2 separate regions of the Homo sapiens genome follow, and region 1 is linked to region 2. The links are chromatin contacts, found by Hi-C or POLR2A ChIA-PET in ENCODE. All regions are on one chromosome and are shown on one strand. Each heading gives the region's core, a stretch centred on a gene start or an enhancer-like site at or near the end of the contact. The rest is flanking DNA. Distances are from core to core; before and after follow the strand shown.

Evidence for each region. Hi-C counts contacts between places; a loop is a spot of excess contacts on that map. ChIA-PET counts read pairs that join two places held with the same protein, here RNA polymerase II (POLR2A). Pooled maps may share reads with other maps.
Region 1: a map of heart right ventricle shows a loop between it and region 2 (4-fold over the local background). The contact joins the enhancer-like site here to the promoter of ABLIM3 in region 2. A Hi-C loop is called at or near these places in 16 of 168 maps with a recorded cell type or tissue (Caco-2, Calu3, HepG2 and 9 more) and 7 of 50 pooled maps. POLR2A ChIA-PET finds 5 or more read pairs at or near these places in 4 of 52 experiments (AG04450, MCF 10A, PC-3 and 1 more).

Annotation. Positions count from the first base shown.
Region 1 is chr5:149,193,238-149,198,154 of GRCh38, forward strand. All of the region lies in intron 3 of ABLIM3 (actin binding LIM protein family member 3), which reads left to right. Among named protein-coding and RNA genes, the nearest start is that of ABLIM3, 54 kb to the left of the region's middle. Within about 2 kb of position 2,443, at least 4 of the 41 ENCODE cell types and tissues checked have a DNase peak (open chromatin) inside an H3K27ac peak, as active enhancers do; they include gastrocnemius medialis and heart right ventricle, where a contact is called at or near this core.
Region 2 is chr5:149,137,266-149,142,777 of GRCh38, forward strand. It overlaps ABLIM3 (actin binding LIM protein family member 3), which reads left to right and starts at 4,228. Exons shown (of 24, transcript NM_014945.5): 1 at 4,228-4,389; 2 at 4,744-4,843. The coding sequence starts at 4,831. LOC124901102 (a long non-coding RNA gene) reads left to right here and starts at 4,851. Exons shown (of 2, transcript XR_007058988.1): 1 at 4,851-5,512. RefSeq lists a silencer at 4,094-4,343 and enhancers at 4,649-5,150, 5,151-5,512.

The sequences.
Region 1 (4,917 bases), core at 1,193-3,692, 54 kb after region 2:
ACATTCTGAAATAATAATACTAAAAAGAAAGTCAATAAGAATTTATTAAGGTTACTAAATACAGAATAAATATAGAAAAAAATTGCATTTGTATTCACCATTAACAATCAAGACGCCATTTACCTGAACAAGAAAAAAAGTTTAATTTAGAAATAAATTTTATAAAGTTGTATAAGATAAAAATTATAAAATTGTTAAATTTATAGAATATCATAAGAAAGACATTAAATACCTAAATAATTTTTTAATATGCTAAATTCTCTGATAGAAAGATAGAAATATCAAAAAGATGACAGTTCTACTCTGGTTGAACTATATAGTCAAAACAATTCTAATACATTCCATAAGGTTTTCCATAGAAATTAAGAAATCAGTTAAAATTATATTCTTGACAAAAGGCCAGGAATAATCAAAGCATTCCTAAAGAACAACAAAGCAAGAGGGCCTGTCCTACCAGATATCATCATTTGTTATTAAAACCTATTAAGACCATGTGATCTTGGATTAAGGACAGATAAAAAGACCAATGGAACTGAATATAGAACCAAACACAAACTTTCATACATATGGAAACTTGCTTTTTGCAGATCAGTGGGGAAAGATTAGACTGCTTAATAAATGATGCTGAGATGATTAATTATGCATGTGGGAGAAAATCAGATCCCTACTGTATATCATTCCCTAAAGTCAATTCCAGGTGGATTTGCTTTACTATGAAAGGCAGCTCAATAAAATTTTTAGAAGACAATATAGGAGATACCTTTTTAGGATTTCAGGGTAGAGAATAATTTCTGAAACATGACACAGAAAGGGCAATCCATAAAGGAAAAGATTCACAAATTCAACAACGTAAAAACTGAGAACTTTGGTTCATCCAAAAACAAGAAAAGGGGAGCAAAAGCAAGCCCCAAATTGCAGAAGATATTTGTAATAAATGACTGAAAAAGGATTGATTTCCAAAATATATTAAGAATTTCTACAAGTCTAAAATGTAAAAAATGAGCAAAAAACATTAGCAAGTATTTTAACATTTGAAAAAAATTCTCAATTTGATTAACCATTAGGGAAATGAAATTTAAAAATCACAAAATGATAAATGATATCATTTCACATCCACTATGTTGACCAAATATGTCAGATATTACTAAGTACTGTTGATGATATATATCAGTGGGAACAGCTGGTGGGAAGGTAAATAGGAAAAGCTCTTTGGAAAACAGTGAGGCATTACCTCACAAATGCAAGAATGTTTAGAACAGCATTTCCATAAAAGCAAAAAACTGCAAGTAGCTCAAATGCCCTTCAGCAGTGGAGTAGACCAACTGTGATGTATTCAGGCAGTGGAATACAGCACAGCAGTGAAAATGAGTGAACTGCAGTTACGTGCATCGACGTGGATGAATCTCAACACACAATACTCAGGGAATGAAGCAGGCACGGGACAATTGCAGTATGACTCCATCAACATAAAGTTCAAAAAGTGGCCAAACTAAACAAAATATTGTTTATGGATACATCACAGGTGGTAAGACTATAAAGTAAAGCAAGGGAATGATAAACACATAATTAGGGACGGTATGGGACAGAGGTGCTCTTAAGGAGAGGAGAACAGGCTTCTAAGGAATTGGTGATGTTCTGTTTCATAAACTCGGTAGTGGGTACATGGGAGTTATTTTATTATTCTTCTTTAAACCATACATACATATTCTATACATTTTCTCTATGTATAATATATTTCACAATGAAATGTTCTGAATAATGAATTAGATCACCCTCAGGGGCCCTTCTAACTCTTGGATTTTGAAATTTCATAAAATCCAGTCTCATTCAAAAAGTTGAAAATCACTAAAACTGTATGACAGAGTCTTGCACTTTCTGTTCTAGATGTGTCCTCAGTTAACCACCCAGCCCCTTCATCTTACAAATGAGCTCCAGAGAGCTGGGATAACTTTTTCAAAATCTCCCAGCACTTGAGTGCTAGAACAAGACCACAGACAAAGGTCCAATAACCTACAAAACATCACATTGTTCACTGACGCATTCTGGGGCTGTGTGCAAGTCCTCCTTCTGGGCCTTATATTTACATTGAGCATTTATTCCGGATTTGCTCAAAGCAGTTTTAACGTTCAATATTGCGTTTCACTCAGCCTCAGATCCATCTGTCATGCTGGTCCAGCTTGCCTTCCATCCCTGTGCTCCCCACTGTATTTCCAGGAACCCCTGAGAGGCTTATCAACCTTTACATCCTTTCTACCAAAAGCTTCCTCCTTCAGCTCCTTGGGGGCAATGGAGGACTGATTGTTCCAAGTTTTCCTATGGTGGCCTGGATTTCTCCACTGGGAGAGGTGGCTCTGGGGGTGGAGTTGGCAAAGGAGACAAAGGAGAGAAAAAAAAAAGGGAAAAAACCGGAGCTGTTTCCAATGAGGTTGTAGGCCATGACCTAATTGATTCCGCAGCCATGAAGTCAATTGTTCCACCACCTGCACGGCCCAGAACAGCCTGTGCTCTGGTTTGCCTGCTCGTGAGACCAGACATTGTTTGATGTGATGAATTTTCATAATGCCTGATGGAAGATGAACCCTTCCCAGACTTCTGCCACCACCACCATCTCCACCACACTCCTGCCTCTTCGTAGGGGTGGGGTCGGGGGCCACAAGCAATGCTCCACACTGAGTTTAAAATGTTTAGGCGTATAGTAAGCGCTAAAGGAAGCTTTTCTTCTCATAGACTTACAGCATGTCAGTTCTAAAAGAAAAGCTCAGCCTCTTCATTCTGCGTACAAGTGAACAGAGGCCCCAGAGAAGTGAGGGTAAAGTTCACTGTTGTCCAGAGACTCAGTGGCAGTGATGAGACCAGAGGTTGGGTGGTCTGACTATCAGACCACTGTGTCTCCCACTGTCCTGAGCTGTTCCCTCCCCTCATGCAGTGACTTCTGAAGCTGCCTTCTCCTCACTCAGCCTCACCCCTTAAGCCTCCAGTCCCCAAAGGTGAACAAACATTTATGAAATATTTCTGGCATTCACCTGGCAGTCTCTCCTATTTTTAACCTGGCTGCTTTTGCAAAACAACTTCCCCTGTTAAAGGTGAGATAGTATTTGCTGGGGTGTTTTCACTCAGTTCCAGGTTGACTCTTCAGACTTACAGTCTTGCTAACTATCTTATTGGTTTTCCCATCATTGATCACCCTTGAGAAAGCTGACTTGTACTAACCAACTCCTCAGAAAACTGATGTAGAAAGCCCGAATACCTGTTCATCAATGTGGATGAGAGGTGTGACCTTGAGTTGGATTGTTTCATGGTGGCCTGGCCAGCACCTGGCCTCTCAGAGGCAATCTAGGTGGAAAGTCAGTCCATCAGACAGCAGCCTCAGAACCAGGGGAGCTGGTGACAGGATTTGAATGGGCACCGCAGTTGCCTTCCTCTGATTGCTAATCAGGCCCCTTCCTCGCTGGTGCATCCTTGCTTTAGCTGATTGGTACATTCAGTGGGTTTCTACAGTTCTGGTGGCCCTGTGAGCCATTTATTGCCTTGGAAGAAATTTTGCATCTTTCTGCTCTGCCCATCATGTGTTGATTTCACAACTTAACTCCTTACAAGTAAATCTCATATTTCTAAGTCCTTCAGTGGGGGTGGATCTCACATAATTCAATTGTTGAAACACCTATAAATCTACTTGTTTTTCTGTTTTGTCCTACATTTATTTCTCCCTATTATCCAAAAGAATATTCCAAAAGACTAGGAAATGCCTTGTAAAATCCTGTTGCATCTCTGTTCAAAAGCCATCGATGCAATTGATCATTTTTGCAGCTGAGTGATGGAGAATTATTACAATCTTCTCCCATTTTTGTATATGTTTGAGATATTTTTCTAAATTTTTCTAAACTAGGGAAAAAAACGTCCACGGCTCTTCAGTATCCTACAAAACCTAATCTTCTTAAACTGGATTCAGGCCTTCCTCCAACTGGTCTGCACAATCTTTTCCTGCATTACTTCCCACCACTTCCTACAAACACCACCCCTACTTCTAGCCTTTACACAAATATCACTTGCACCTTCCTGCCTCTGTGCTTTGGCTCATTCATTCTGTTCCTTTAGTGTTCAACTCAGATGCTACCTCCTCTGAAAAGCCTCCCATGATCCCTTGCAACTGACAAGGCTTCCTTCTTCTACCTCATTCACAGTCCTTACTGCTTGCACCGGTTCCGTGGACCATCACCGATGATATGGGACATTTTTTCTATATGATCTTCTCTCTGCAGCATTTTTAGCTCTTTGAGATTCAGGGATTGTGTTTTATTCTTCCTGCCTGAGAATAGACACCCCCCACTCCTTATGGCTATGGTGAGCACAGATTCTAGACTTCAAATCATCCATCCCATTGCCATCCGAAGGTGTCTCCAGGTTGGGATTTGGAGCATATGGTCCTCACACTGCTCTTCACCTGGCACAGAATCATGCACATAGGAAGTACCCAGGAAATGTTTAACTGAATGATTCTTTTATTACATTCATATTTCCACCAGCTGTGTGGCCTTGCGTGAGCCACATGGCATTAAACTTTTCATTCATGTATTGGGAGGATTGTACACCACCAGTGCTTCTTAGTGTGCATCAGAATCAGCCTATCCGGGTGAGGGAATGCTGTTCAAATGCAGATGCCCAGGCCTCAGTCCCATGGAGTCTGATTCAGGCCCGGGCATCTGGATTATAAGAAGCTCTCGGGGTGATACTGATGCTAGTGGCCTACTGGCCATTCTTTAAGGAATACTGGCCCCAAAGGCCTGTGAAGTCTGACATGCTACCATTCTGTGGCCACTTCTTTAAGGAATACTGGCCCCAAAGGCCTGTGAAGTCTGACATGCTACCATTCTGTGGCCACTCATGACACAGTGAGACACCAGCCTTTCCCCCAGCGAG
Region 2 (5,512 bases), core at 2,978-5,477:
TTCAACCAGAAAAACAGGTCTAAATCCTATCAATTCTACCTAGGTTTCAGAGATCCCCAAGAGAGGAAAGGGGGACAGAAGCTCAGAGAGCTTCATACAAAGCACCACTCCCTGTGGGAAGTCTGTTCTGTGTTCAGGGCCTGGGGCTCAGCACAAACCAGTGGTGTCCCTTGGGGAACAAAAGTCCCTACCCCAACCGAGAATGTGGTCAGATCTGCCAAACTTCAAACTTGGTTCAACCGCTCTATGCTTAGAACCAAGAACACTAGAGCGAAAGGAACTGAAGAAATTATCCAGTCTAATCCTTCAACAGCATTTGCCATCACATATACAATACCCTAAAGAACATACTGTATCTATTTTCTGTAATTTTCTTTTTATTTAATCACATACTATGAAAACCCTCCCCCACAATTATACATAGATCTTTCTCATGTTGTTAACCATAACATATTATTTTTCAAAACTAAGAAAAGAAATAGTCACCTTTGGTAAGATATTCAGATAGTCTAGGGATGGCAAGTAGAAACTATGAGACTACAAGCACCCTCCCCACCATTCCCACACCTTATAGACTAAAAGGACTTTGTATTCAAGATGAGGGTGAGTGAGCATTTATTTGTAAATGAACAGGAGCAGGATGAGGAGGAGGCAGAGATGCAATGGGACGGGAATGAGAGAAAGGCAACCAGAGAGAAAAGTCAGGGGCCAAGAGTTGCCTTGGTCAATAACAGCAATGGGAGGCAGGGAGCAGAAAGTGAGGAGGAGAGCTTGAGATGACCCCAGTTAGGGACAGGGAGTCAGGAAAGATGGGAGCTCTTTGTGGTGAAGAAGAGCCCAGTAACGGCAGCCCAGCAACAGCCCCTGAGGTGCAAGGCCATGGCCATGGGTGAAGCTGGCCCCAAAACCTTTCCTTTTTCCCCTCAGAGAAGTTGGAAGGTTTGTCTCCCAATGATTTTGCCACATGGTTTTTCAACACCCAGAGCCTTTGCCAGTTTCCCGGTGAGATTTGTTTATCTCCATTCTGGAGTCTTAATGTTCAAAACAAACTTCCAGACAAAGGGATCCTCTGCTCTGTGGTTCTCAGCTCCATTCTCCTGCAAGGACAGAGTCAACAACACCGATCCCCTGATGACTTTCACAGCCATGTCCACAGAGAATCCCACCCCCAGCTTCCTCCTGCGTCTTTCCCGCTGCCTCTGATTGTTGTGGACATCCTCAAGGGCATAGCTTGTATAGCTTATTTTAGCCCCTTTTTTCCTATCCTTATAAACTATGCAGAGAAAATAAGATTGTTCCCCCGGCAGATGTTATTTGGGCCTTAAAAAGTGGCCCAAGACCCAGTGATCTCTTCTAAGAGGTGAAGTCATCAGCATCTAGCTGGATACATTATCGAAAAGAACCCCAGACAAGAAGAATTCATCAATTAATCTCATTAATTGATGAATAATTAATTCATTAATTCATCAATTAATTTATCAATTAATTAATCACCTGAAAATTTTCAGGCATATTTTCGTGGCCACCACTCTGTGGAAAAGCCCAACAGATTTCCATAAGTAGAAAATGACAGCATTGTCACTGAGGGCAGGTATAAGTGAGGGGTGATATTAATAATTAGTATGCAACCAGCCTTTATTTGTCATGCATTACACTAAGTCCTTTAATATATACGACAATCCAAAAGGTAGGCACTGTGGTTGTACCCTTGTACAGATGAAAACTTTGAGGCTTATAGAGGCTAAGTATCTTCCCCAAAGTGAGACAGCTAGAAAGTGATGAAGCTGAGATTAAAAGTCAGGAAGGCTGGAAACGGCACCTGGGCTCTTCCCCAGGCCACCATCGGGTTTAGCTAATTTATATTTTGCTTAGTTAATTGTCTCCCCGCTGTCCCAGGATTGGATTTATGCTTATGAGGTTGGAGTTCTTTTTATTTCTTTATTTTTTATTTTTTCTGCAATCATCCATTATTGGGTAGAGCTCTTGTCTGTCCTGTTCTCCACGGTATCCCCAGAAGCCAGCACTGGGGCTACCACAAAGCATACCCTCGATAAATAATTGCTGAGTGAATGAACTAATGAATGAATATCATGCTTTCATTTGACTATTTCTTATAATTTGAAATTTTCTGAACATTGAGGCCTTGGGTGATAACTAAATATGCTCATGGAATAGAACAGTTAATTTTACATGTCTAATTTATCTGAACTTTCTCCCAGAAAAATGTTTTTCCAAGCATTAGAATCTAGCAAGTTACCTGCAACTTGGAAACTGAACAAGGAATCCCATCTGAAAATGTAGAGGACACATAAAGTGGAATAATTTAAATATTTACTAATCACTTACGTTTTCAAAGCTATTTTAGGCCTCTACCCTTTTCAAAGAGCTGTCTATGAATCACCTGGGATGCTTGTTTCAAATGCTGAGCAAGGGAGTCCAGGGCCTGGGAATCTGCATTTTTGGAGGTATCTCAGGCGTTTGTTATCGACACAAAATTTTAAGAACGACCGTGAGGACATTAGGGCTATTTTTACCTCCACCCCATTGGACAAAATTCTTTTTTAAAAAATTATTATTATACTTTAAGTTCTAGGGTACATGTGCACAACGTGCAGGTTTGTTACCTAGGTATACATGTGCCATGTTGGTTTGCTGCACCCATCAACTCATCATTTACATTAGGTATTTCTCCTAATGCTATCCCTCCCCCAGTCCCCTATCCCACAACAAGCCCCAGTGTGTGATGTTCCCCTCCCTGTGTCCATGTGCTCTTATTGTTCAACTCCCACTTATGAGTGAGAACATGTGGACAAAATTCTTAACAATCTATCAAATGTGTTTCAAATCTATTGATCCTTAGGTTTATCCAAAGATTCTTTAATCCTGATCACCTCTCGGGGTCATGAGCCATATCCTTTTTTTCCTCCCTGTGTAAGGTAGAAACGTTGTATTTATCTAAAAGCATTGTATAAAAACATCGTATTTGTCTTTCCCCAATTTTAATAGGGCAGCTATCTAATCTCACACTGATATCCCAGACTTTAGTGCACTGAGCCACTCTCACACAGGATCAAGCTAGAAGTGAGAAGATCTGGTCCGATTCTGCCACAAGATGCTGTGTGTCTTAGGGCACGTTGCCCAGCCTCTCTGACACCCTGTTTCCTTGTCTAAGCTGGGGCTGTGAGTGTTCACAGCCTTTTGAGTCTGCACATGCTCTAATTGAAGTCATGCTATAGACAAGGATCATGTGCCCTCACAGTCTTGTTTTTCAGCACTCAAAAGTCATGCTTCTATGATCATGAATTAGGTTCAGAAAGTGACAGAGTAAGTAGTCACAGGAATGTAAAGAGCCCTACCCCACTGAATCAATTGTGACTAAAACACTTTGGAATATAAACTTCTACAATACACACGTATAAGACATAATTACAAAAAAAAAAAAAAAAACAACAACAACTTGGGGGAAGAGTTAGTTGACCATATGAAAACTAGGGTGGACCTGTGAGGCCACATACCTGCTGTTCTCCTCAGACGGGGAAGTGTTTCAGGGTGGGGCGCCTAGGCAGTCTACTCTTAGGGCTGTGTAATATTAAACCCAGAAAATGTCTGGGTTGCTCTGTCAACAAATATTTATTGGTAGCCACTATATGCCGGGCCCTGTGCTAGGTATTGGGGGCCTGTAGGTGAACCCTACGGACAGACCCATTCTTTCACGGAGCTAACATTCTCGTGGGGAAAAGAGGTAATAAACAATTCTAATGATGAATCAGCGATAGAGGATAAAGGGAATCTGTGAGGGAAGAGGGGACATAAACGCTGGGAGGCTGGAAGAGCCCCTTACGTGTTATCCACTTGTCCAGACGCCATATTCATAGTTGAGAAAGATGAGGCAGAGACGGTAGTGACCGGCTTGAGCCTAGACTGCGCCAAGCTTGCCAGAGCAGAGCCGGGTGGAAACTGTCTTCCTGCAAAGCCAGGTTTTCCTTCACGGCCCCTCCTAATGATGTTTCTTTTCCTATCATTGTCGAGCCCTTAGAACCCCAGGATCGAGGGAGGGAAAACAAGCGCTCAAGCACTCCCTCGTTGGTCCCAGGACACAAGGCCTCGTCCATCTCACAAGGCCTCGTCCATCTCCCATCACACCCTAGGGCCCAGGCAGAAGCCCGGCGGGGCGGGGCCTCGGACACGCGCCGGTGCGTCCAGCAGGTGGCAGCAGCGAGCGGCCGCGCCCCCTGCGCTGCCAACCCGCGAGCCCGCATCATGGATGTCGAGCTCCCCTATTTCGCATTGCTAGCCCTGGAATTCGAGACCCCAGACGAGGACCAGGATTCATGAAATCAGTCGCAGGGGCCGGGGCAGGGGCCTCTGGCTCCCGACACTGGCCGAGAGGTGGGTTCCGGGGCGGGTCGCTGCTCCTTGAAGCCGGGCGGGGACGCGCTGCCCCCGCCCTGCCTCCCTGTGGTCCACACCCCCTTTGGGCTCCGGAGCCGCTGGGCAGGAATAGTCCGGGGTGCGCGCGAGCAGGCGCTGCCAACCCCACTTCTGCCCGGGATTCCAATCTGAGGAGCAGGAGGACCGGGGCGCCGGTGTCCTGCCGCCTCCTTCTCCTTGCTCTCACCTGCGCCTATTAGTCCACGCGCCTTCAAGGCCAGGGGCTACAGCCCAGACAGAGAGGGGACAGCAGAGGGAGAGAGAGCACCTGAGGATACAGAGCTGGCACTGGACTGCCTTTTCACCCCCCAGGTGATGAGTGAGGTTCGAAGAACGGAAGATTTAAAAAGCAGCCGGGGCCTCCGTATTGAATGAAAGACCCAGTGCAAAGACATCACCATGAACACTAGCAGTAAGTGGATCCTCCTCTCCTTTGCCATGGGAACAGGGGTGGGGGCGGGAGGTGAGGGAGCCTGCGCTCGGGCTGCCTGGAAAGAGGAAGGAAGCCTGGCATCTCTGGACACATGACCCCCAGGCTCTTTTTTGGTGCTTTCCGTGCTCCTTGGCAGAGGGATAGCTTCATGACTCTGGCTTTTCGTGATAATTTTGCCAATATTTTATCAGCGGCGCCGGCCGCCTCTCCTGGGAAGGCTGCTCGTCTCCTTCTAGCACTGCCTGGGAAGGCCTAGGAAGCAGTGTGTGGCCATTGTCTGACTGTGGGGGCTCTGAGGAGAACTCCCTGCACACATCTGGAAAACCATGGAGGGCCCTGCCTGTCCCAGAGGTGGGAAGAGCAGGGAGGCTGGCCTGTGGGCAGGCGGGAGGGTAGGTGGGTGTGGGCAGGCAGTGGGCTGGGAAGCCGCAGTTTGATAAACAAATAATCGCCAAGCCACCTTTGGGTCTGGAGATTGTGAAAGATCCAGCTCCCGAGTGCCTGCAGCCCGGTGGGCCCAGGGCTGGTTTCTCTATGTACCTGCAGGCTGGTTAGCTATCCTTGAGAACAAGAAGACAGGAACAGCCCTTTGGCCAAGGGCTCTAACATGCCAGAGGCAACAACTGCTTGCAGAGCCAGGACCAGATA